Regions from separate parts of the Homo sapiens genome. Here regions 2 and 3 are each linked to region 1. Evidence: read pairs that join two places in POLR2A ChIA-PET (ENCODE). Cell type or tissue: CD4-positive, alpha-beta T cell. All regions are shown on one strand. Region 1 overlaps AOAH (acyloxyacyl hydrolase). Region 2 has its middle 64 kb from the start of AOAH. Region 3 has its middle 52 kb from the start of AOAH.

Region 1 (8,000 bases):
GGCCAACATAGTGAAACCCCGTCTCTCCTAAAAACACAAAAAATTAGCTGGGTGTAGTGGCAGGTGCTTGTAATCCCAGTTACTAGGGAGGCTGGGGCAGGAGAATCGCTTGAACCCGGGAGGTGGAGGTTGCAGTGAGCCGAGATCGTGCCATTGCACTCCAGCCTGGGCAACAAGAGTGAAACTCCGTCTCAAATAAATAAATAAATAAATTGTGCCTTTGAAGTAGGCAATTAAAACTGTGTCCTCACATTATGAGTGACCTTAAAGAAATAAAAAGGATTATAATGGAATGTTATGAACAGGTGCATGGCAATAAATTAGGTAACTTAGATAAAATAAAAAATTCTTAGAAAGACACATAATGCCCAAATGGACTCAAGAATAGACAATTTTAAGAAACATATAACAAGTAAAGAGATTGAATTAGTAATTAAAAACTTCCCACAAAGGAAAGCCTAAGACCAGCTAGCTGCACCAGATAGGATTCATTGGCAAATCTACAAAAAAGTTAAAGAATTACTAACAATTTATCAAGAATTCTTCCAAAAAATGGAAGCAGAGTGACCATTTCTTAACTTATTTATGAGGTTAATATTACCCTGATACTAAAACCAGAAACCTTCCTCCGAAAGAATGTAGACCCAAATCTCTCATGAATATAACCACAAAGATCCTCAACAAAATACTAGCAAATAAGATCCAGCAATACAGAAATTATACACCATGATCAGGTGGGATTTATCCCAGGAATGCAAAATTGGGTTAACATCTGAAAATCAGTTAATGTATTACTCCCATATCAACAACATAAAAAAAACCATATGATTATCCAATATAGGCAGAAGATATTTGACAAAATATAACACTGCTTCATGATTTTATTAGGAATAAAAGGGAATGTCCTCAACCTAATAAAGGTTATCTACAAAAAACCTGACAACTTACATGATATTTAGTGGTGAAAAATTAAATACTGTCCCCTCACTATCAGGAAAATATAAGAATATCTGCAGTCACTACTTTTATTCAACGTTATAAGTTCTAGCCAGGAGAATGAGGCAAGAAAAAGAAATAAAAAGCATTCAGATTGGAAAGTAAAGATGTAAGACTATCTTGTGGCTGATATGATCTTCCATGTAGAAAATCCTAAGGAATCTATTAAAAACTATAAGAACAAATAAATAAGTTCAGTAAAGCTGCAGGATACAAGATCAATATGCAAAACCAATTGTATTTCTATGTAGCAGAAGTGAGCAAATAAAAACTGAAATTAAGGAAAACAATTCCATTTACAGTAGCATCAAAAAGAACTAAATTCTTAGGAACAAACTTAACCAAAAAAAGTGCAAAATATATACTCTGAAAACTACATTGTTAAAAGAAGTTAAAGTAGACCTAAATAAATGGAAAGACATTCCATATTCATGAATTGGCAGACTTAATATTGTTAAGAGGGCAATTCTTCCCAAACTGATCCACAGATTCAATGCCATCTCTACCAAAAACCTAGCTAACTTCTTTGCAGAAACTGAGCAGCAGATCCTAACATTCATACGAAAAGTCAAGCGACTCAGAACACCAAAACAATATTGAAAGAGAAGAACAAGTTGGAGGACTGACATTGGGAAACAATTTCAAAGCTAGACAGCTACTGTAATCAAGATAGCATGGTATTAACATAAAGACAGACATATGGATCAATGAAATAGAATCAATAGTTCAGAAACAAACCCTAACATTTAGTCAAAAGTGCAAAGACCATTTCATTGGAGGAATTTAACAAATGGTGCTGGGACAACTGGACAGCCACAGGCAAAAGAATGAATTTGGACACTTACTTCACACTATATACAAAAATTAACCCAAAACGGGTCAAAGACCTAAATGTAAGAGTGAAAACCGTAAAATTCATACAAGGAAACACTGGCATAAATCTTACTGACTTTGGGTTAGGCAACGTTTTCTTAGATATGACACCAAAAGCACAAGCAAAAGAAGAAAAAAAAAACAGAGAAACTTGACTTCATTAAAATAACAATAAGTTTTGCACTTCATAGAACACCAACAGAAAGTAAAAAGACAGCCCACAGAATGGGAGAAAATTTTTGCCAATCATATATCAAATGACCTATCACAGTGCTAGAATATATAAAGGACTATTACAACTCAATAATAAAAAGACAAATAGTCCAATTAAAATATGTACAAAGAATCTGAATAGACAGTTTTCCAAAGAAGATATACCAATGTCCAAAAGCCACATGAAAAGATACTCAACATCATTAGCTACCAAGGAAATGCAATTCAAAGCCAAAATGAGATACAACTTCATGTCCACTATAATGTGCTATAATAAAAGAGAGAATAATATGTGTTGGTGAGGATGTGGAGAAATCAAAAGCTTGTACAATGCTGATGGCAATGTAAACTCGTGCAGCCAGTTTGTAACCAGCCTACCAGCTCCTCAGACTGTTTAACATAGAGTTACTATGTGATCCAGCAATATGATCCAGTTTATATATGATCCAGCAATGTGATCCAGTTTATATATATATATAAACATATGTCCACACAGAAATGTGTACACAAATATTTATAGCAGCATTTTGCATAATAGCCAAGAAATGTAAACTCCTCAAATACCTATCAGCTAATAGATCAACAAACGTGGTATACCTATACGATGCAATATTATTCAGCCGTAAAAAGTAATAAAGTTATAATACATGCTACAACATAGTGAATCTCTAAAACACTATGCTAAGGGAAAGAAATCAGTCACACAAGACCAGATATTGTATGATTCCATTTATATGAAATGCCCAAAACAGGCAAAGTCATAGACACAGAAAGTAGATTAGTGGTTTCTTAGGGCTGGAAAGAGTGGGTGTTTGGGGGCGGATGCTAAAAGGCATGTAGTTTCTTTCTGGTGTAATGAAAATGTTCTAAAATTGATTGTGGTGACTGATGAACACGCAACTCTATGACTGTACTGAAAGTCACTAAATTGTACACTTTAAATGAGTGAACTGTACAGTATGTGAATTGTAGCTTAATAAAAGTGTTTAAATACAGATTCCCTCTCCCTTGGGATCCTTTTTAGGGGTGCTACTGTGGAGAGGGTCAAGAAGCTCTGATGTCACAGTATACTCAGAGACCTGCATTTCATTCAGTACCAGCCCACTGGCTTCTGGCCTTGGAGAAATTGCCTCCCCTTTCTGGACTTCCATTTCCTCATCTGAAAAATGTGGGTGTAGGATTTGGTCTCTATCACTATAATGTCTGCTAAGTTTGGGGACTTTTGTAAGAGATATTCCAAATTAAATGAAGGAGCTTTGGAAAAAAGTTAAAAGTACTGCTAATGCAGAACTGGCTTAGCCTAGAGCAGAGCAATTTAAAAATGGACATTAGGGTGTTCTTTGATAAAGTTCTAATACTGGCTGAAAGGCAGAGAAAATTCATCTTCTTTCTGGTAAGATAAGCAGTGTGTGTGTGTGTGTGTGTGTGTGTGTGTGTGTGTGTGTGTGTGTGTGTGCGCGCGCGCGCGCGTTAGAATTCTGTTTAGCTCAAGTCAAAGAGGATGGCTGCAGGTTCCTTCCTCCCTGAGCAGAACCATTTGAATAGTTTCCGGTAGTCTTCTGTGATTGTTAGCTTGAGAGGCCCCTGGAGCAATGGCTGATATGGGACAGGAAATGCTCTCTGAGAGCTAAATTCTGAGAGCAATCCGTAAGGGTACAAAGCAGAAATATGCAAAATCTCCAGAAAGAGCCAGCTATCCCCAGTCAGCCATGATCAGATGGTAACCTGATTGTTACTGATACACCTGAAGAAAAATTTGGCATTTACATATTGACAGTAGCTTAGCTAAAGTAAAAATTATACTGTTAAACTCTGCCTGTGACAAGGATCATACAAGAGTATTTAATTTCTACAGATTAAAAGAGACTTGGAACAGCATAGGAAAAAAGAAAATGTGGCTATTCCAAAGGACAAAATAAAGTTAAAATAAGACCAATTAAGTAGTTATCATACATTGGGTGTATACAGATGTATGTGTAAATAAAACATAGGACATTCCAATTTGTAAGTTACCTTCATGTTTACCATCACTTCCTTTCTCATAAGAATCTTTTCTAGTTCTAGATCCCTGAGGAATCACCACACTGTCTTCCACAATGGTTGAACTAGTTTACATGTACCTTAGAACTTAAAGTACAATAAATATATATATAAAAAATAAAAATAAAAAAAAGTATTGAGGCCTCAAAAAAAAAAGAATCTTTTGAGGGGGTAATTATTTTTATCCTCATTCTATAGACAAGAACATTAAGACTTAGAGAGCTTAAGATCACAACATAGCAAGTGGTTCAGCTGAGATTAAAATACTCCAAAAGGTCTTGTTATTTGTAGTATACATTTCAATGTGCTTAGGACATTTTATTTGATGCCTTATCTACCTCAAGTATAGCAGATATTGTTATACATTATTATATGTATAATATGTATACATTATTATATGTATAATATGTATACATTATTACATATGTATAATTATTATATACAAACTTGAAGCACAGTGCCACCAAGGGACCACATAATTATTTTTTTTTGAGACGGAGTCTTGCTCTGTCCCTAGGCTGGAGTGCAGTGGTGCAATCTCAGCTCACTGCAACCTCCACCTCCAGTGTTCAAGCAATTCTTCTGCGTCAGCCTCCTGAGTAGCTAGGACTACAGGCACATGTTACCACGCCCAGTTAATTTTTGTATTTTTAGTAGAGATGGGGTTTCACCACGTTGGCCAGGATGGTCGTGATCTCTTGATCTTGTGATCCGCCCGCCTTGGCCTCCTAAAAGTGCTGGGATTACAGGCATGAGCCACCACAACCGGCCAACCACACAATTTTATAAGTACATATTCTGGGATGCATTCAGACTTTCAGAACCTCCAGAGTAGGCATGAAGTGCCTTCTTTCTTTTAAGACTACATGAGTTTTTAACAATTATATTCCACAGAGATAAAATTTCTGCATAGGTGACCCAGGAAAGTGAACTTGTAGCAAGACTCTCAGGGCATATGATTCTGTTGACCCCTGACTAGTGAGAATGATTCCATTAATCATTTTCCATTAACAATTCCGAGATTCTTCCAAGGTGCTTCCTAATGAGAGCCAGAGGCAAAAGCAGTGGATGAAACTGAGGGTCAGAAATGCTTTGCACGATTAGAAAAAAACTGTCTTATAGGGCACAGGGAAAGGCAACATGATTTACTAAGAGATTATTCTCAAGAATGGTGCTTACGCGATTTCCCTGCTAAAACTTTGTTTTTTGTACTTTTTTAGCTTTGGAGGTGAAAGTAATACTTCACTGAAAAATAATTTAAAAATAATTGTGTGTTTATGTGCTTAATTTCATATCCTTCTGTCCCCCATTCACCTGGCCTACCAGACAGAAGGCAATGCAATATTGGATCCCAGTAGGCACTGTGGGTCAGGCCTATTATGTCTTCCAGGAGAAATCCTTAGCTAGGAGAACGTCTATCTTTGCCACCCCATACAACTGACATAACCATTCTGTTTCTGTGTCTTGTTTTTCTCATCCATAAAATGGAAGCAATACTGCCCATGGTGTCCTTTAACCTGAACTGAGTGTTCTATTTTCAGCTGGAGGTAAAACAAGAATTGATAAAATGAAAATAACTCCCAATAACCTTCTTAATCCTTTAAAATTGCTCCAGTTGAAAAGGCAACCCATCACTGAAAACCAAAATATTTATCCTGTTTCCCTTGGTGAGATACCGGTTTCCACTTCACCAGAATCTGACTTTCAGCCTCTCACTTGATCTTACCAGGCTCTGACATTTCCTGTTCGAAGTCAGAAGAAGCTAAGATGGTACCTTGAACCAGCAATCTTGTTTTGGGTTGTTTTATATTTTGCTAGTATATTAAGAAGAGGGAATAATCTAGGAAATAGGATTTTTAGTCGGTCGTTCACCTTCGGACGACGCAACTTTGCCAAAAAAGAGAACATCTAACTTGAGGTTATACCTGCCAATGCTGTCTATCACACAGAAAGGCAACCAGTTAAAACAAAGCTTAATGATAACTGTGACTGTTCTTCACTGTTTTCCTTCTGTAAAATAGTAATAATATTTTTCTTCTTCTTCTGTAACTCGGAGATGTGAAAATACAAAGTAAAGCTTATAACAAATTGTGAATGTTCAATAGAGGAATAAACAAATAAAATATAGAACTTATATGGTAAAGAAGTATAGAGTAATTAAGAGACTTGACCTAGGCCTATATGCCTTAACATGTATAGATCTTAAAATCATGTTGCGTGAAAAAAAAACTTGCTGAGCAACGCATACAGTAGACCATTGATGTCAAATTAAAGCCTTCGCAAGGGAGGAGTATGGAAAGATGGTGGTGGAGGCAGCAGAATTTTGAAATCTCTTTGAATCTCTACAAAAGAAAAAGGAGTGTAATCCCAGCACTTTGGGAGGCCGAGGCGGGCAGATCACCTGAGGTCAGGAGTTAAAGACCAGCCTGACCAACATGGTGAAACCCCGTGTCTACTAAAAATGCAAAAATTAGCCAGGCATCCTGATGGGTATAATCCCAGCTACTCGGGAGGCTGAGGCAGGAGAATCGCTTGAACCCAGGAGGCAGAGGTTGCAGTGAGCCGAGATTGCGCCACTGCACCTCAGCCTGGGTGACAGAGCAAGACTCTGTCTCCAGAAATAAATAAATAAATAAATAAGAGTACCTGAATAGCAAGACCGAAAACCCTCAGAAAGCAGTTACCACAAAGCTAGGTATATCCATGAACCCCAATGTGCAATTAGGTGAGAATAAACCACTTCGCAACTGCAAGACCTATGGGCCATCAACTTCTGTGAGGGAGAAAGTAGAGGGAAGCAATGGATGACAGATAAAACTGAGAACAGGAGAATCCCCAGATAGCTGACAGGTGTTGAGCAGAAAGCATGGCAGGCCAATTAGAGAACAGCCACTGGACGGGGAGGGGTTTTGCCCAATCAATAGCTGGTGAATGCAAAGAGTTCAAGACTAGAAGGAATTAGTGGCTAGAGTCATCTGGCACCCACAAGGGACCCACTGGAGCTCCCTTCCAGGGCAAGGCCCACACTGAGGAGTAACTTTTGGGGATAGAGAAAGTCCAGATGAAAGTAAATAGGGAAACAGTCAGAAAAATCTCAGAAAGCAAGCTGCCACAATTTTTTTTTAACACTACCCCAAAACAACAGAAGAAGGAGCTCTGTGCATTTAGAAAAACTACCCCGAACCGCCTCTCTTTCTAAGAGTTTTTGAAAACTAATTTCACATAAAAATGAGCAACAGAAATGTATCTAGGTCAACTCCCATACAAAGTTATTATAAGAAGAAAAAGATTAAGGAACAGAATAACATCCCTACAGATAGTAAAAGCATGCCAGAAAGTCATGCCAAAAAAGGATTAAAACATAAGATATTATTTCTAAACATATTATTTTAAAATGAGCTAAGAGGCATTAATAAAATGATATAAGACATGAAAAAATAGCAAGAATAAGAATTAGAAAAACTCAGATATGGAATAAAAGAACTCAGGAAAAAATAAAACATGAAATAAAGAATAAAGAAGTGAAGTCTAAACTAGAATGAATACAAGAACAAGTGAAAACAGTAGATGAGGTCTTAAGTGAAATAGAAGGTAGAGAGGAGGAAAAATTTTAAGATAAAAATAAATAAAGAGATTAAAATAAATTCAAGAGATAGGCAAAATAGCAAAGACAGGCAATGAAGATTCAAAATGTGGATAATAGAAATCCCAGAAGAAAAAAACAAAATCAAGGAAACCGAACAAACACTAAAACATTCCTAAAATTAGAAAATATATATTTGAAATCACATTGAGAGAGCACACTGCATGCCTGAGAACATCAATACACAACAGCTGGCACCAAATTATCTTCTAGTTAGATGACTAAGTTTTATAGA
Region 2 (8,000 bases), 110 kb after region 1:
TGAAGCTTCTGTAGCATCCTAAGCTACAGAAGGAATAGGGACATGGGGCTTCTGGGGCTTGGCAGCACACAGGGCAGGGGAGGGTGGAGAAGGAAATGTGTGGTGCGTAGAGGGTGTCTTGTTCTGCAGACGAAACCTCTCTCGGGTAATAACAGCCGTCTCTGAGCAGCCCTCAGAGGAAGCGATGACAGTCTGTCTGGGCATGGTGTCAACCTCAAGTCTCTCCTGTGTTCCCCAGGGAGGGAGGTCATGACAACTGAACTCCTTCTGAAGGAAGTTCAGAGAAAGCCCTTCCCTGTACTTGCTGTTCCTCAAGTGCCCCCAGTGGGAACTAACCAGCATACCAAGCAGCACATTTCAGGGTGATATTTCCTGAACTCCTTCAACCTAAAGGGAAAAAAGGAGGAAATAATATTCCTGGAACTCAGTGAGAGGTGGGGCCATGGAGGCGGGGCCACCATAGAAGCTGTAGCTGTGGAGGGCACAGCCATGTCAGAGCAACATGGAGGAGAGGAAATGGGAAGAGAAACCTCATGTGTCTCTCCTTCCACCTTCCAACCTCCAATGGCCTGTAGACAGTGGAAAGCCACTCAGCAGTAGAGCTAAATAAGGAGCCCCGGGGGTCAGGACAGAGGTGGGCAAAGGAAGGTGGAGAGCAGAGAATGAATGGTGAGGGGAAAAATGAAAATAATCAGTTAATTCATTCAACAAATATTTTAAAAAGGATTGCTATGTTCCAGACACTGGGCTAAGTATACTTGACTCGACAGGCTTTGTTTGGGGTTTGTAAGTAGATCTATTGGGCACAGCCCTAGAGGCAAATTCTTTCTTCTTGAATATTATTTCTATTTACAGCATTTCAATAGCAATAGCTCTGTGCGGATTAGACTGCCAATGAAGTTCACTACCTTTTGCTTCTGCTTGCTGTTCTACATAATGGCACATTGTGAAAAGCCGCAAGTATAGAGCGGGCACGACTTCTTATAATTAAGTATACGGGTAAAAGCACAGCTGAATTTGGAATTTTGCATAAGGGAGTTTTCTAGGCTTTTTTTTGGCTTTAAAGAAAAAGCACAAATAAGGAGGCAGAATACAGGAGAGGAGACAGGAGTCCGGAACAAAAGCAAATAACCTAATGAGCTATTCAAAGGCAAATTCACAAACTGCGCTTCTCGAAGCCTTAATAAGAAGGATGGAGGCCATCAAATCAGGTGAGGAGTTCATATTATTACTGAGAATGTGCTGTCTGGAGAAAGGCAATGGAGTATCACCAAAGAAGCAGCATTCTGGTAAAAAAAAAAAAAAAATTCTAGATCAGAAATCATAGAACATGTTTCTTTGTTCAGAGCTTCATAACTCAGTCTGCGGAGTGGATAATGAGTGTGTAGTTCCCTATTCTACCCTCTGGCAACTTTGAAGGCTGTTCCTTTTCTTTTTAAGTACTGCCCCATCCTCTCCCATCATAGAAGGCAAGCAGAAGAACTTCAAACAGTACAAGTGTATCTTATAGCACACGCTAGATTAGTTCCTTTACTACTTTATATAAACTGATATTTCTTAATGAATGGATAAGGCTTGAGAATTGGAATATCCGCCTCTGCTTGAGGTCCTGCTGCTGTGTAAACTGTGGACAAGTCACTTAACTCCTCATTTCCCTTGATTCATTCAGTCATTCAATTACCTCATCTGTGAAGTGAGGGTAGTGTGTAGGGATCAACTGGAACACAGAGGGGGCTTTAGGAAGCCAAGAATCACATCAACTTGTATAGAAAATAGTCTGTGTAGTCCAGACGCAGTAGCTCAAGCCTGTAATCCTAGCACTCTGGGAGGCTGAGGTGGGTGGATCACCTGACGTCAGGAATTTGAGACCAGGCTGGCCAACATGGTGAAATCGCATCTCTACTAAAAATACAAAAATTAGCCAGGCGTGGTGGCAGGTGCCTATAATCCCAGCTACTGGGGAGGCTGAGGCAGGAGAATCGCTTGAACCCAGGAGGCGGTGGTTGCAGTGAGCTGAGATTGTGCCACTTTACTCCAGCCTGGGTGACAGAGTGAAATTCCGTCTCCTCTCAACAACAACAACAACAATAAAAAAAAAAAAAAAAAAAAAAAAAAGAAAAGAAAAGAAAATGGTCTCTGTGTGTATCTGCTTGTTGATGTGGATCAGCACATTTTACCAGATTCTCCAAGACTTTTGTGGCCCCTAAAAAGAATTATACAACTCAGAACCAAAATAGATTACTCAAATCCTATTTTAAACTAAAAAATTCTACAACTTTTGGTTTAGATTACAATTTTAGAACTGCCTCCCTCAAGTCCTTTTCTTGAACATCGATTGATAGTGCCTTTGCCAACTCTGGGTTTAGGTTCCTATCCTCTTCCCAGTTTTAATGATCTATAAACAAATAAAGCAGTGTCTTAACGAGGAGATGTCATCAACTATATTCAAAGCATTCTAATTTAGAAGGCCATTTTTTATGGTTTCATGAATATGCCCTATTTTATCTGTTTTAAAAATCATGGTTTAATATTTGTTTTTTTATAACGTGCAAGGAACTACATACAGCTTGAGATAGTTAATACGGTTTCAGACCAGGAGAAGATCTTGCAGTAGTATTGGCCAAAAGACCTTTCTGAGATGGTGGAAATGTTCCATGACTCTCTGCTGTCCAATATGGTGGCCATTAGCCACAGCTGGCCATTGTGCACTTAAAATGTGGCTAGTGCAACTAAGGAATTAAATTTCTAATTTTATTTACTATTAATTTATTTAAAATTAAATAGTCGCAGGTGGCAAATGACTATCACATTGGACAACACAGCCTTAGAGAATGTCCCACATGATCCATATTAGGCACAGGAAATCCCATAACACCTTCTAAAGCAGGCTTTCTCAACAATGATGCTATTGACATTTTAGGCCAGATAATTCTTTGTTGAGCGGGGAGGATAGTCCTGTGTATTGTAAGCTATTTAGGGGCATTCAAACCTTTACCTACTAGATTTCAGTAGCACCTTGGCCCCCTATGCCCGCCCCACCAGTTGTGACAATGTTTGCAGACATTTCCAAATGTCTCCTGCAGGGCATAGATGCCCCAAGTTGAGAGTAAGTTGTCCTTGAAATTACTCAGGGATTAGGCACCCTGCCAGATAGACCACTTTTATGCTAGGTTCTTGAAATTATTAGGAGGTTATTTCATACATCTTGCTGCTCATAATTTCTTCTCCTTGCTAGTCTTTATACTTGGTAATTGTGGTAAGCTGCTGAGGAGGAAGGTGAAAATAAACAAGCTAGTTGAAATGTGTCAGTGTCAACAGGAAACACATCAATAGTGGTTAAGAGTGTGAGCACTGAAACTACAGAGAATGGGTTCAGTTTCTGGCTCTGTCAAGAACTAGCTGTGTGATCATTTGCAAGTTAATTCAGTTCTCTGTTTCTCAGTTTTCCTGTTTGTAAAATAGAAATGGTATAACCAGAGTTGTTTTAGGATTAAATGCAATAATGCCTATAAAATGCTTGGCTATTATTATTAGCAAAAATAATAACAGCAGCACCCTACTTTCTTGTTGTCCTAATTGTTGTTAAATATAGTATCTCATGTGACCTTCCCAGTTATTTTTTTGTTTTTATTTTTTTGAGACAAGGTCTCACTCTGTTCCCAGGGCTGGAGTGCAGTGGCTTGATCACAACTCACAGTAGCCTTGACCTGCCGGGCTCAGGCGATTTTCCCACTTCAGCCTCCCGAGTAGTTGAGACTACCAGTGCATGTCTTCGTGCCCAGCTAATTTTTTGTATTCTTTTTTGTAGAGATGGGATTTCACCATGTTGCCCAGGCCGATCTCAAGCTCCTGGGCTTGAGCGATCTGCCTGCCTTGTTGTTCCAAAGTGCTGGGATTTACAGGAGTGAGCCACTGTGCCCGGCCCTCATAATTTTGTAGATATTGTTATTCGCATTTGATGAGTGAAAAATGTTGATGCTCATACCGCTTAAGTGATGTGGTCAAGGGCCAGCTTGGTTGGTAAGAATGTCAGTTCACCCAGTTCCAATTTGAATGTTCTTTCTGCCAGAGAGAAAGACCTCCGCACTATCACGTGATCTTACCTTCTGTGTCTGTGATGTTCAGTCTGAGTGGTCCAGGTAGGGGGAGCCTACGTATTATAGGAAGATCCGAGGGTGCAAAGGGCTGAGAAGCCACCTACCAAGATTTCAGCCTGAAACACTAAAGCCAGGGGTTCTCAGAAGCCTGTGGAAAGCTGCTGTGAAGCTCCCTCTGCACTGGGGGCTGGATAAAGCCACCAATGCAGGATAAAGGCCTCTGCTAGGTTCCTCACTGGGGTTGGCATGTGGGTCCTCCTGGGAATGGCATTCTGGGAAATGTAGTTCCTGCTTTGCTTCTGAGGTGCAGAGGAGACCTAGACAGGGCTGGTGGTGATGCTGAGTTGGCACCTGAAAACCCAGCACACGTCCAAGAGAGTCATTCCATCACCAGGAGATTAGAGGAGGCAGGGTGGTGTGTGGGAAAGGCCTTGGGTCCAAGTGCCTCCTGTGGCACCTACGCGCCAATTGGGCAAGTCACTCCACCCCTCAGGCACTTTGCCTATCAGGATCAAATAATATAAGACACTGGCTGATTCTCACATCGTCTGTAACACAGTGGGCACTCAGTTAAGGTTGTTCTTGCACCTCCAGCTACAAACAGACAAGTGTATTCTGAGGGCTATTTGTCCGGAGAGCTCTTGAATATTTTGACACCAATGCTCTTAGAGCAGAGATTGCCAGTTGCCCCCATCCCACTCTTCTTTCCGCCATAGCAATAGAGGCCCCATGGCAGTTCTGAGGAAGTCACATTCTGGCCTCTTTTGAAGCTTGGTGCAGCCACATCCTCACCTGTGTCTGTAGCCAGAAGTGATGCATGCAATGTCCAGGCTTGCCTTTGAAAGGAAATGGATTTGTGCTGCCTCCCTGCTCCCTCTTTCTGCTTGTTGTGATGGGCCGTACTGATGCGAGCAGGGCAGCCAAGCATCAAGCCAGGAGGAATTGGGCTCCTTGTCCCTCTGGGATTGCCGCACCAGCCAGGACAGCTTGAGCTCAGACTATCAGGTAAGTGAAAAACAAACTTATCTTGTCGCAGCCCCTGAGGTCTCTTTGTGATAACAGCTTGGCCTGTATTCTAACCATATATCATCAGATTCAAAAACTCCTACATAATTGCTCAATTATGATATTAAGGCAGCTTTCTGTAGGGGTGTGAAAGCTTGCTTGAGACAGATTTCAAGCCAGAATGGCCAATATCTCACTTAGCCAGCTAACTTTATTTTGAGAGACAGAGCCTGAAAATATTGGGTGAGCAAAACCAGTGTCGAAGTTAGGGAGAAGCATAAACGTCAGGCATGGACTCTGAAGGGAGCTGAGATGCCCCCCCAGGGGAAGCAGGCAGCCCTCTAACGCTGCAAGGTACACTGCTCACGGTGACAGGAAGGGTGATGAGAAATGCTTCAGATGTTTAAGTGACATCTGAATCCAGTGACATTTCCTGGCTTCCATGAGCACTGCTACTATTAAAAACAAACATATTTGACGGATGGAGCAATGCTTCCCGCAGCTGATGCCTGGGCGATCTGTGTTTATCAGAGCTGCATGCATGCTTCTACCAATAATCATAATTTAAAGATTCAAAGTGATAAAAGCATCACAATGAAATATCTGCCTGCCTTCACTGCAGGGCTGGCTTCACAGACACAAAGAAATGGAAGGTATCGCCACAGTTGTGGGGATCTCGGCATACATGTTTATGGTGCCATTTACTACGTCGTAACCTCCTCAGTAGTATTGATGTCCTTTCTCTAGACCGTGAGTCCTCTGTGAATTACTTGCCTTTGCACCTTCTGCTCCTAGAATGATCAATAAATATCTAAATGAATGAGTCTAGTTCAGCCTTCTCACTTGGCAGTGATTTGTTCAAAGTCAAAATTAATTAACTGCAGAAAAAAATCTGACTCCTTTTTCTCTGGTAAGCTGAGAATGACGGTTTTCTCCAGGCCTAGATGACTTGGGCAAATCTCTTATTAGGATTCCTATAACCCAGATCCACATAAGCACACAAACACAGAAAACCACACACCTATATACACAAACATGCACGTAGATACACACAAACACCCAAGCACATGAGCAAAAACAAAACCACACAGGCTTTTACACAAAACACGCACGCATAATCACATGGGTTATACATGTGAATTTCAGATACAAAATGAGCAATTTTTTAGTACAGATAAGCCCTAAATAGGCATGCGTAAATACACACGGACATACTTATACTAAAAGAATGATTTGCTGAAATAATTTACCTGCAATTCGAATTAAATTGTGCACCCTGTATTTTTATTTGCCAAATCTGGCAACTGTAACACAAACACACATTTAGATTCACATGCACAGACCCATGCAGAAACACACAAGCACAGACACCCAACGATACACACAAACACATACACACCCAAGACCTAGTTTCTTTTAACAGATCCTGCCAAGACCAAACTGGCCATTAGAATCGTAGTTCTAGCTTTCCCCTGGAGAGCTGGGGAGATGCCAAGGTGAGAGGGAGTGATGAAAGGACTGGTGTGGCTTGGGAAGGAGGCAGGAGGATGAATCTCTGCTCACAGTGGTCCTGTGTGGTGGGGCAAAGGGGAGCCCCCTTCTGCAGGCAGGGATGTGAGGAGTTGCTTTAGAGAAAGGATACCTCCCCCAAGACACACACAGACACATATACACACACATGCACAATCTTACTTCAGCATTTGGAATCACATCAGTCACCGTGAGCAATTTCTTCTGCATGATTTTGTAAACAGGTTCAAGCTCCAGAGAGAAGCTTTTCCCTCTAGAAATCTGTGATGCTGAGTTTACAAGTATCCTTGGCAATGAATGATGGGGTGGGCTTGGATGAAATTCTACCTCAGTTTAGGGAGCTACCGTGTAGCCCCGAGTTACAGAGCTGGTGGGGAATTCCTGACTCTACTTTCCTTGCTGCCCCTCACCCCATGACCCTTTTCCAAGACACAGCCACAAATATTGACTAAGTTCACCTCAGAACAGTCTCAATCTGCCTTTTGCTCTTCATTCCCATGGTCATGGCGCTCCTTAGACCCCTGTGATCTTTCACCTGGATGTTGACCTCAGCCTCTTCCCCCTCACTTCCAACCTGCCAACAAATTTATCTTCTGAGATGTTACCAGAATGAGGCGTCCAGTGTACAGGTTTGATCATGGTTCTCTCTCTCTTAAAATCCTTTGATGGAGGTCAGTTTTCTCCACAATGAACATGAGCATGGCCTCTAAGACCCTTCAATATCAGAACCCATTCCAACCTCAGTTCCCATCTTTTCACCTCAGACATTCTGTCTGGCCACAACAAAATGAATTCATTTTCCCACAAACATCCAGCCAATTACATGGCTTAGCCTCTCTCAGCATTCTCTAGGCATGGAGCATCCTTCACCGCCTCCCTTGCCTAGTGAATTAATTATCCTTCAGATCTACTTCAAATATCCTCTCCAACCCCATCCCACACTGCCTCCCAGTCCTGTGGAATTAGACACTCACTCCTCTGTGCACCCACAGCGTTTGCATACACTTCTTTCTCACTTACCATTATAGTTATTTATTGACATTTGCAAGTGCCTCTCCCCCACAAGCTTGTGAGCTCGTCTGGGGCTGTGGTTAATTCTTATTCATATATGAACCACCAGTGTCCAAGATCGTGCCTGCCACAGAAGACGGTCTTAGGAAGGGATGTTGTTGGTAGAATTTTACTGGTAGCAATGTGCATTGGAGTTCATGGAAGAGGATTTGGAATCAAAGAGACCAAGATTCAAATCCAGCAAACTCCATTTATTAGCTCCAAATTGCATAATATCTCTATAGCAAGGCAGAATAATGCCCCGTCCCATCAAAGATGTCCATGTTCTAATTCTTGGAACCTGTGAATATGTTGCAT
Region 3 (8,000 bases), 97 kb after region 1:
GGAGTGGTGGTTACTCTACTGGCTGGGGTAATTGATGCAGTGAACTTGTCAAACCAACTTTATAATAAGTTCATAACCAACTAAATAAATGTTTAAGCAAACTGAAGCCATCAATGTAACATAAAGGAGATGATTAAATGTAAATTTATCAACAAGAATTTCTTCAGGAAGCAGAGGACAAAAGTCTCAATAGTTAGCAGGTAATTACCCTATTCCTACTCTTCCAAGAGAAGAGTCAGCCAAGATGTTCTCCCATCATGGCACACTTCTTTTGGAATCACGGCTTTTATAGCCATATCTGTAATTTGTTCTTTATTTCTATATAATTTTTATTCACAGCCACATCAGGGTTTGATGATTGGCCCATAAAATAAACACCATGCCAAGAACCTACAGGCTTTAGCCAAGACAAAACAGTTGCCAAATTTCTTGTTTGGGAAGAAGGCAATTTTTTCCCCTCTATTTGTAACAATATTTTACTGCTCTCTATTGCAGGATGTTTTAAGCACCATGATTCTGCAATAACACTGCACTGACTTGACATTAGCAGAAACGATCACCAAATCCCCTGGCCTATTGGATGTGTCAGATATGGTGCCTACCAGACATAGAGTGATTGAGCTTCAATAGTGTCAAGGTCATGGGGTCAGGAGCGGTGAAACAGTGTCAGCAAAGCAACAGTATGATTTGGTAGCAGGGCTGTTGCTCATCATTGGAGGCAATCAGCTTAGCAAGGCAAAGACTGGCTGTCCTTTGTCTGAGGGTACAGAAAGGTATCCAGAAACTCTGCAAAGTTTCATTAGGAACCAAGGGCAAGGGAAACTTGTGATCATACCAGCTAGGATAGACCTATGGCTGCAGTGGTTTCAATAGTCACCTGAAGGCTACTGTTAACTTTTAAGCTGCAGCTACCTGTTCAGCTCTGCCTTGCTTGGTTAGATCCTGTGAATTTAAATGGTCTTCACTGATTGTGTTCTTACTGCTCATGTCTTTTGGCAAAAGCAGTATAGCCAGTTGGGTGGAGCTTGGGTTAAGCGTATACATCCTAACTTTGGCATCTACTACATGTGGGACCTAAGGCAAGTTAGATAGTCGTTCCACAATTCTCAGTTTTCTCATAAGAAAAACGGGAATCATACTGTCTACCTCATAAGGATGTTGTAAGGTTTAAAGGAGACAATGTTCATAAAACACCTTAAATAGTATGTAGTGCCTATCAAGGCTCAATTAATGGTGATGATGATGATAATGAAGGCAGTTTCGCCAGGGTACAGAGGAACATAAGATTCAAGCAGCCTTGGGCCTTGTATCCATTTTGAGGCATTTTTAATTAACTGGGCTGGGAAAAAACTACACTAAGAGACTCTAAGATGGTAAAAATGAGAAGTATGCACTAGGAGGATAACAAAGCATTCGTATGAGAGGAGAAAGACATATAATACATGGCAAGAATCCTCTTGGGGAAATAACCAAAATTAAAGAAACAGGCCGGGCGCGGTGGCTCATGCCTGTAATCCCAGCACTTCGGGAGCCTGAGGTGGGCAGATCATGAGGTCAGGAGATCGAGACCATCCTGGCCAACATGGTGAAACCCCTTCTCTACTAAAAATACAAAAATTAGCAGGGCGTGGTGGCACGCACCTGTAGCCCCAGCTACTCAGGAGGCTGAGGCAGGAGAATTGCTTGAACAAAAGAGATGGAGGCTGCAGTGAGCCAAGATCGTGCCACTGCACTCCAGCTTGGGCGACACAGTGAGACTCTGTCTCAAAAAAAAAAAAAAAATTAAAGAAATAGAAGAGGAAGCATAAAAGGAGAGAGAGACAGAGAGGGAGGGAGGAGTGGCTAGGAAGATAGTCTGAAGGGTACTTCCAGTTCCAAGGGAAAAGTGATTTAAAGAGAAGATGTTAATAGAGAGGTCATGCAGAATAAAGACTGAGAATATTGTTGGATTGGCAGGAAGGTCTCAGTCTCATCAAATGCACAGTTTCCATTAAGTCTCAGCATGAATTGGTCAGGATTCAGTCAGAGAAGCAAATCCAATAGGGTATGTATTTTGATTATACATGTTCATTATAAACATTAAATTGGCTTGCATGTTGTAGGAATGGGTTTGGCAAGCCCAGAGTCCATAGGGCAGGTAGACGGGAAGGATGAACCACCAGCAGGCTGGAATCCCATACGCACAGGGTGGAACTGCTATCCCCAGGCAGTCAGTCAAAAAGGAAGATCCAAGGGGAATGGAGGGCACCTGCAGGGTCAGCAACTGGGTGCAGCCTCTAGCCCAGGAAAGCCCTAAGCCCTTTTTTAAAGGGCTTCCAACTCACTGAGACAGGTCTGCTTTGAATAATCTCCCTTCTGATGAACTTAAAGTCAACTGATTAGGTACTTTCTATCCGTAAAATCCCTTCACAGTAGCATCTAGATTAGTGTTAGATTGCAGAACTGGGACAACATGGAAAAGCAACTGCTTCCTCCCTTCTGTCCTCCTACTCCATGAAAGAATATGCCCTGTAGCCTGCCCTGACTGCAAACATACTAGAAAGGGAATTCTGGGGCTGTAGTCCAGCCCAGCCAAGTTAATACATCACAAAGGTATCACGCTGGTGCTGAGGGGGAGGCATGAAGAAAGCGTTTCTAAGAACTTTGGGAATAAAGTGAGAGATATCTGAAAATATAAAGAGAAACAGCTATAAGAAATCTGTGCAAGGATGGTTCCAGTAGAGAGCGAAGGAATGAAATTGTAGTTGAAGAGGACAAGAAGGCATCAGGAGCTCAGTGTTGCCAAAGGAAGGACTCGGTGCTGGGAGAGGCAATCCACCATGGCCCCAAGCCTCCCTATGCACTCCTACTGGGCATGCCAACAATGCAAGGGCCTGACCACTCATTATCTGGGCCATTTCTCAGAGCTGTGTTTACAACAGGAAATCTTGAGAAATGAGACAGCATCTGCTATAGTTTGGATGTTTACCCCTTCAAACTTCATGTTGAAATTTGATCCCCAATACTGGAGGTGGGTCCTAGTGGGAGGTATTTGGGTCATGAGGGCAGATCTCTCATAAATGGCTTGGGGGCATTCTCATAGTAATGAGTGAGTTCTTGCTCTTGTTCCTGTGGAACTTCCCCCAAGAGCTGGTTGTTAAAAAGAGCACAGCACCCACCTCCCTACTTGCTTCCTCTCTGGCCATGTGATCTCTGTACATGCTGGCTCCCCTTCACCTTCCACCATGAATGGAAGCTTCCTGAGGCCTCCCCAAAAGCAGATGCTGGTGCCAGCCTTCTTGTACAGCCTGAAGAACTGTGAGCCAGATAAACCTATTTTTTTAAAATAAATTACCTAGCCTCAGGTATTTCTTTATAGTAACACAAATGGACTAAGACAACATCTTACCCCAGACAAAGAACAGGCTTGCTTCCACTCACAGTAAAAGCAATGAATCCTCTAATTTCAGTGTTTCCCTACTGTAATGCAACCCATGGCATATTCAGGCACCCCAAGGGGTTTCTCTGTCACTCTCACGGGACTTTGGAGAGTGGGTATGGGGAAGCAACAGATACAAACCAACATGAAATTGTGGTTCCCTTTTTGCCATGAGTAATAAGTCCTTTGTCTCTGGCTGAGGAGTCTTATGTCTTCTACTAACATTGATAAAATAGTAACAGGCTAGCTTATTAGCTTCTAAGTAGGGTAAATTCCCAGACCCTTCACAATTCTTGACACTGAGGTAAAGATAAACACATTTTTAGGGGCTAATAAAAGCACTAGACTTTCAATCCAGCAGAAAACCATTCACAACTAAATGTTTTTATTTAAGTAAACTCTAGCCTTCTTTAAAATATTGATTGATTGGTTCTTATAATCTGGAAAGCAAACTAAGCATATCTCCATCTAACCCCCAAACTCTAGTTTCAAATGTATTATCTGGGTATTGGTGTAGTCTAGTGATTCGGTTATAGAATCATAAGACCTGAGCTTGAATGTAAGCTCTGAGACTTATTTTCCTCAAATATATGATAAGGACAGTAATACCTGATTCTTGTAGTGTTGCTTCATGGATGAAGTGAGATAGTATATATGATACCTAGGGTTTCAGATATAGCAGACACCTTGCAAATGCTGGTTTCCCTCTCTTTTTCTCTCTTCCCATTCCTATCACATACACAGCCTTAGAATTGTTTTCTAGTTTTTCCATGTTTTATTTTGCATGTATTTTTACTCAAGCCACTGACATTCAGCAGAAAGTCTGCCCTTTAGATACTTTAAAGGAGATCTAATCATTAACTGATTTCCATATTCCTCTCTTAAGATTTCAGCTACTTAAATCCTACCTTTTCATTTCTAGTCTGTTTCCATCATAGTCTTTTAAAATGTGCTGCTTTCCGTGTAATAAGTGCCATCTGTAAGCATTTAACATTTTTAATGCAAAGAGTGCTCACATTTACTATCCCAGGTGAGCCTCCCACAGCTCTCCATGTTCTGTATGGCGGCAGAAGCCCAGTCTTCCCCTCTGAAGACCATCAAACTAAAATGCTGCAGCATCACTAATGGTCCTGCTGTTGGTAAGGGCAGAGCTGGAACATTAACCCTGGGGTCCTGACTCTGAGCCTCATTCTCCTCCCACTTTATCTTACTGCCTGCTCTGTCCACTCTTCCCTCTTCCTGTGCCTGTTTTCCTCACCTCTGGGCTTGTTTCTTCCAAGGTCTCCTTTTGACAATATTTTTGCAATGACTCTGTATTTGCCAGGGCTCTTTCCATTTTTCCATTTCAAGTGACAGAAATCCTACTCAAAAAAGATTTATCAGCTCGTGTGCGGAGCAGTATGAGGCAGTGAGTGACGCCAGGTGAAGCTGGGGTTGAGGGCTCAAAGGTGTCATTAGGGTTTTTTTTTCTCCTGTACATTTCTCAGCCCTACTTCCTTCTGGTTTTTGGCTTCCTTCACTTCCTGCAGATGCATTTCCTTTTTGTGGTAGCAAGCGTGGCAGGCAACAGGTTCTATGTACATCTGCACTACTTGCTATTCAAGAGGAGAGAAAGTCATGTTCTTCATCTGTCTGTAGGGAATTCGCGCCATTTGGATTGTGTGCCATTCATGGGACCAATCACTGGCCGAGCTCAGCATCACATACCTGTTTCTTTAATGGGAAGGTGGGGTTCTGATTTGAATGGAAAAAGCATGCCTCAGAGAAAAAGAGTTGAAGAAGGGGCCACCTGACCAGAGAAACGCAAAGCAAAGCAAAAACCCAGCATTGTGTCAATCAAACCTTGCATTCTAGACAGTAGCAAGTAATTCAAATTTAAATACTATAAAAACTGATATATATTTTTTTCTGAATTTTTGCATGAATTTTGTCTTCACATTAAAGCTTATTCACTGAATTTCATGTGATTTAATTTAATGTCTGTGACAGCCTTTTCAGACAAACAAATTAAAATGCAGGAGAAAAAATGTTTGTCAGACCACACATCCTCATTTGGAGCTCAGAAAATGTAATCCTCGTAGGTAAGGACAGCAGAGCCTACGGGCAGGTGTGCTGTCTGTCGTGTCTCACCTGCCCACCTCCAGTGCTCCATTTCTTGGCGAGGAAGCCAGCCTGCTTGAGCACTCATTGAATATATATTTAATGGTGCGACATTTATGCGATGCCAAGGAGACTTTGAAATGACTAAATTTAAAATAGATCTTTCTACCTCAACCAAGAGAGAGAAAGCAAAAGGAAATGAAAGACACTCTGTGAGTTGAGAAGACACATTGCAAAAGAGCTAAAACCAAATATGCCTGCAGGTTTCCAAAGCAGGCTTTTGTTATTTTACTTTCTATCTCTTTTTCTCTGTCTCTTTCTTCCTTTCTACCCCAGATGTACCAGGCAAATTAGTAAACAATAATAGTAATGATGATTCTAATGATGATATTACTAAGGATAACAACCCTTTATGGAACACTCATTACATGTCAAACACTTTGCCAACCTTTTTATATCAATGATCTAATTCAATACTCACCACCAGGGAGTGAATTTTATTTGTATATTATAGGAGGAGGCTGAGGTTTAGGGACGTTCACTAACTTATCCAAGTTTATTCAGTTGATAATACTTCTAGTGGCTTCCTATTGCTCCTGCACCACATTATCATGAATCTCATGGCTTAGAAAACACACATTTATTATCTTATGTTCAGAGGCCAGAAGTCCAAAATGGGTTTCACTGGGCTAACATTAAGAGGTTAGCTATGTCCGTTTCTGGAGGTGCTGGGAAGAATCCATTTCCTTACCTTTTCTAGCTTCAAGAAGATGCCCACATTCTTTGGCTTGTGACCTTGTCAGAGATAAAAGATAGCTCTTGCCATCAAGATGCTCACAAAGGGAAGACACATAGGTAAACCAGTGATCACAGGACTTTGTGAGGATGCTGTGGGAGCAAAGAGGAGTGTATGTGTACAGTGTTGGTGTAGGGGTATGTTAGAAAAGGATTCAAATGGAAGTTGATGCCTCAGCAGAGTCCTAAGGCATGAATAGGAGTTATTCAGGCAGAGAAAAATGGGAACACACTCTAGGCAGAGGGAACAGCATGTGCATAAACATGAAGGGCAAGAGGGTACACAGCATTTGGAGAATGCAACTTGTCTGGTATGGATGGGACATAGAATCCAACTGGAGAAGAGAAAAACAAAGACATAATGAAAAAGCAGGTTTACTATTTAGGGCAAAGACTGGAGCAGAGTATTAAAAGACCCCAAAATACAGTGGCCCAAATGAGATAGCTTTTTATTTCCCTCTCATGCAACCATCCAGCAGGCCAAGGTTGGCAGGTAGCTTTGCTGTATGATGATGTTTGGGAGCCATGTTGTTCCTCTACCTTTGCAGGTAGGGATGGGCCATGGCCATTTGTGTTCCAGCTTAAGGACATAGAAAGTGAAGAAGTCTGGGGCAAGCAATTTTCTTTTAAGCAAGTAAGGTGCAAACTTCATCACATAAGGCCACACTTTACCTTATGGGAAATGCAGCTGTTAGCTGGACAATGCCAAGAGAGAATCAAGAGTGGACTAGATATGGGGCCAACAAAGAGTCTGCCCCAGCATGAAAGGAAGGCAGGGCTGGATTAGGAGGACAATTAGTGGCCATGTAACAGAATCTAACTTTTTCCTGAATCTGTCTCTTAATGGGACAGCATCATTAATTGGTGACAGACTTAATTTCAAACATGCATATTCTAGCAAACAAGCAGGGACAGTATACGGGACAAAGGGCAAGACTAAGAAGCAGGCAATCCACCTAAGAAACATTTTGCAGTCATTCAGCCTCTGGAAAAAAAATGATAGAAAGGAGTAATAAGATTGAGAACTCTTTTGGGAATCTACAGGACTTGATGATTGGCTTACTGTGGGGATTAGGGCAGACAGAAGAAATGTGGGTGATTCTAAAATGTCTGAGGAAAAGAGTGAATGGAGGTGGCATTCACCAAGATATCAAATATAAGTGGAGAAATAAGTTTGGGCAGAGGAGAAACATAATGAGGCAATTAGATTTACTCTTCGGAGCTCAAGAGAATCTTCTGCCCTGAGGATACAGATGTGACAGTGCCCGGCATGTGAGTTATCATTGGAAAGCTAAGAGCGAATGAGATTTCCTAAAGAGAGAGGACCAAGTGATCAAAGGCCCAGAGACGGAACTCTGTGGAACAGACATATGGAAGGCAGCGATATGGAGGAAAAGCACTCCATGCAAAAAACTAAGAATGTGCCTTACAGCAATAGGAGGAAAACCAGGAGATGGCATTTTGTGGAAGCAAATGTAAGACAGAGTTTTAAAAATGAAGATGTGCTCAATTGTTAAATGCCAAATAAGTCAAGCAAAATAAGAACTGAAAACCCATCCACGATTTGGCAATAGGAGCTCATTGGTCAGCTTGGTGTGAGGAGTGTTGGGCAGAATGGGGAGAATTGAATATTAGAATGGGAGAAATGTGGAGGGAAGGGTTGGAGAAAAATGAGAGCAGGGAGTAA

Evidence for each region. Peaks named below come from ENCODE experiments on the same cell type or tissue, not always from the same donor. Only the 100,000 strongest peaks of a DNase experiment are listed, where the experiment ranks them.
Region 2: POLR2A ChIA-PET joins it to region 1 with 13 read pairs; 8 of 35 experiments call an interaction of 5 or more read pairs at or near these places.
Region 3: POLR2A ChIA-PET joins it to region 1 with 19 read pairs; 7 of 35 experiments call an interaction of 5 or more read pairs at or near these places.

The regions. Positions count from the first base shown.
Region 1 is chr7:36,675,064-36,683,063 of GRCh38, forward strand. All of the region lies in intron 2 of AOAH (acyloxyacyl hydrolase), which reads right to left. Among named protein-coding and RNA genes, the nearest start is that of AOAH, 45 kb to the right of the region's middle. In CD4-positive, alpha-beta T cell, no CTCF peak of the experiment used is centred here; a DNase peak (open chromatin) is centred at 3,588; H3K27ac peaks cover 1,410 bases.
Region 2 is chr7:36,784,920-36,792,919 of GRCh38, forward strand. No RefSeq gene overlaps it. Among named protein-coding and RNA genes, the nearest start is that of AOAH, 64 kb to the left of the region's middle. RefSeq lists an enhancer at 3,053-3,202. In CD4-positive, alpha-beta T cell, no CTCF peak of the experiment used is centred here; DNase peaks (open chromatin) are centred at 172 and 3,322; H3K27ac peaks cover 1,272 bases.
Region 3 is chr7:36,772,335-36,780,334 of GRCh38, forward strand. No RefSeq gene overlaps it. Among named protein-coding and RNA genes, the nearest start is that of AOAH, 52 kb to the left of the region's middle. In CD4-positive, alpha-beta T cell, no CTCF peak of the experiment used is centred here; DNase peaks (open chromatin) are centred at 3,137, 3,537 and 4,907; H3K4me3 peaks cover 1,138 bases; H3K27ac peaks cover 257 bases.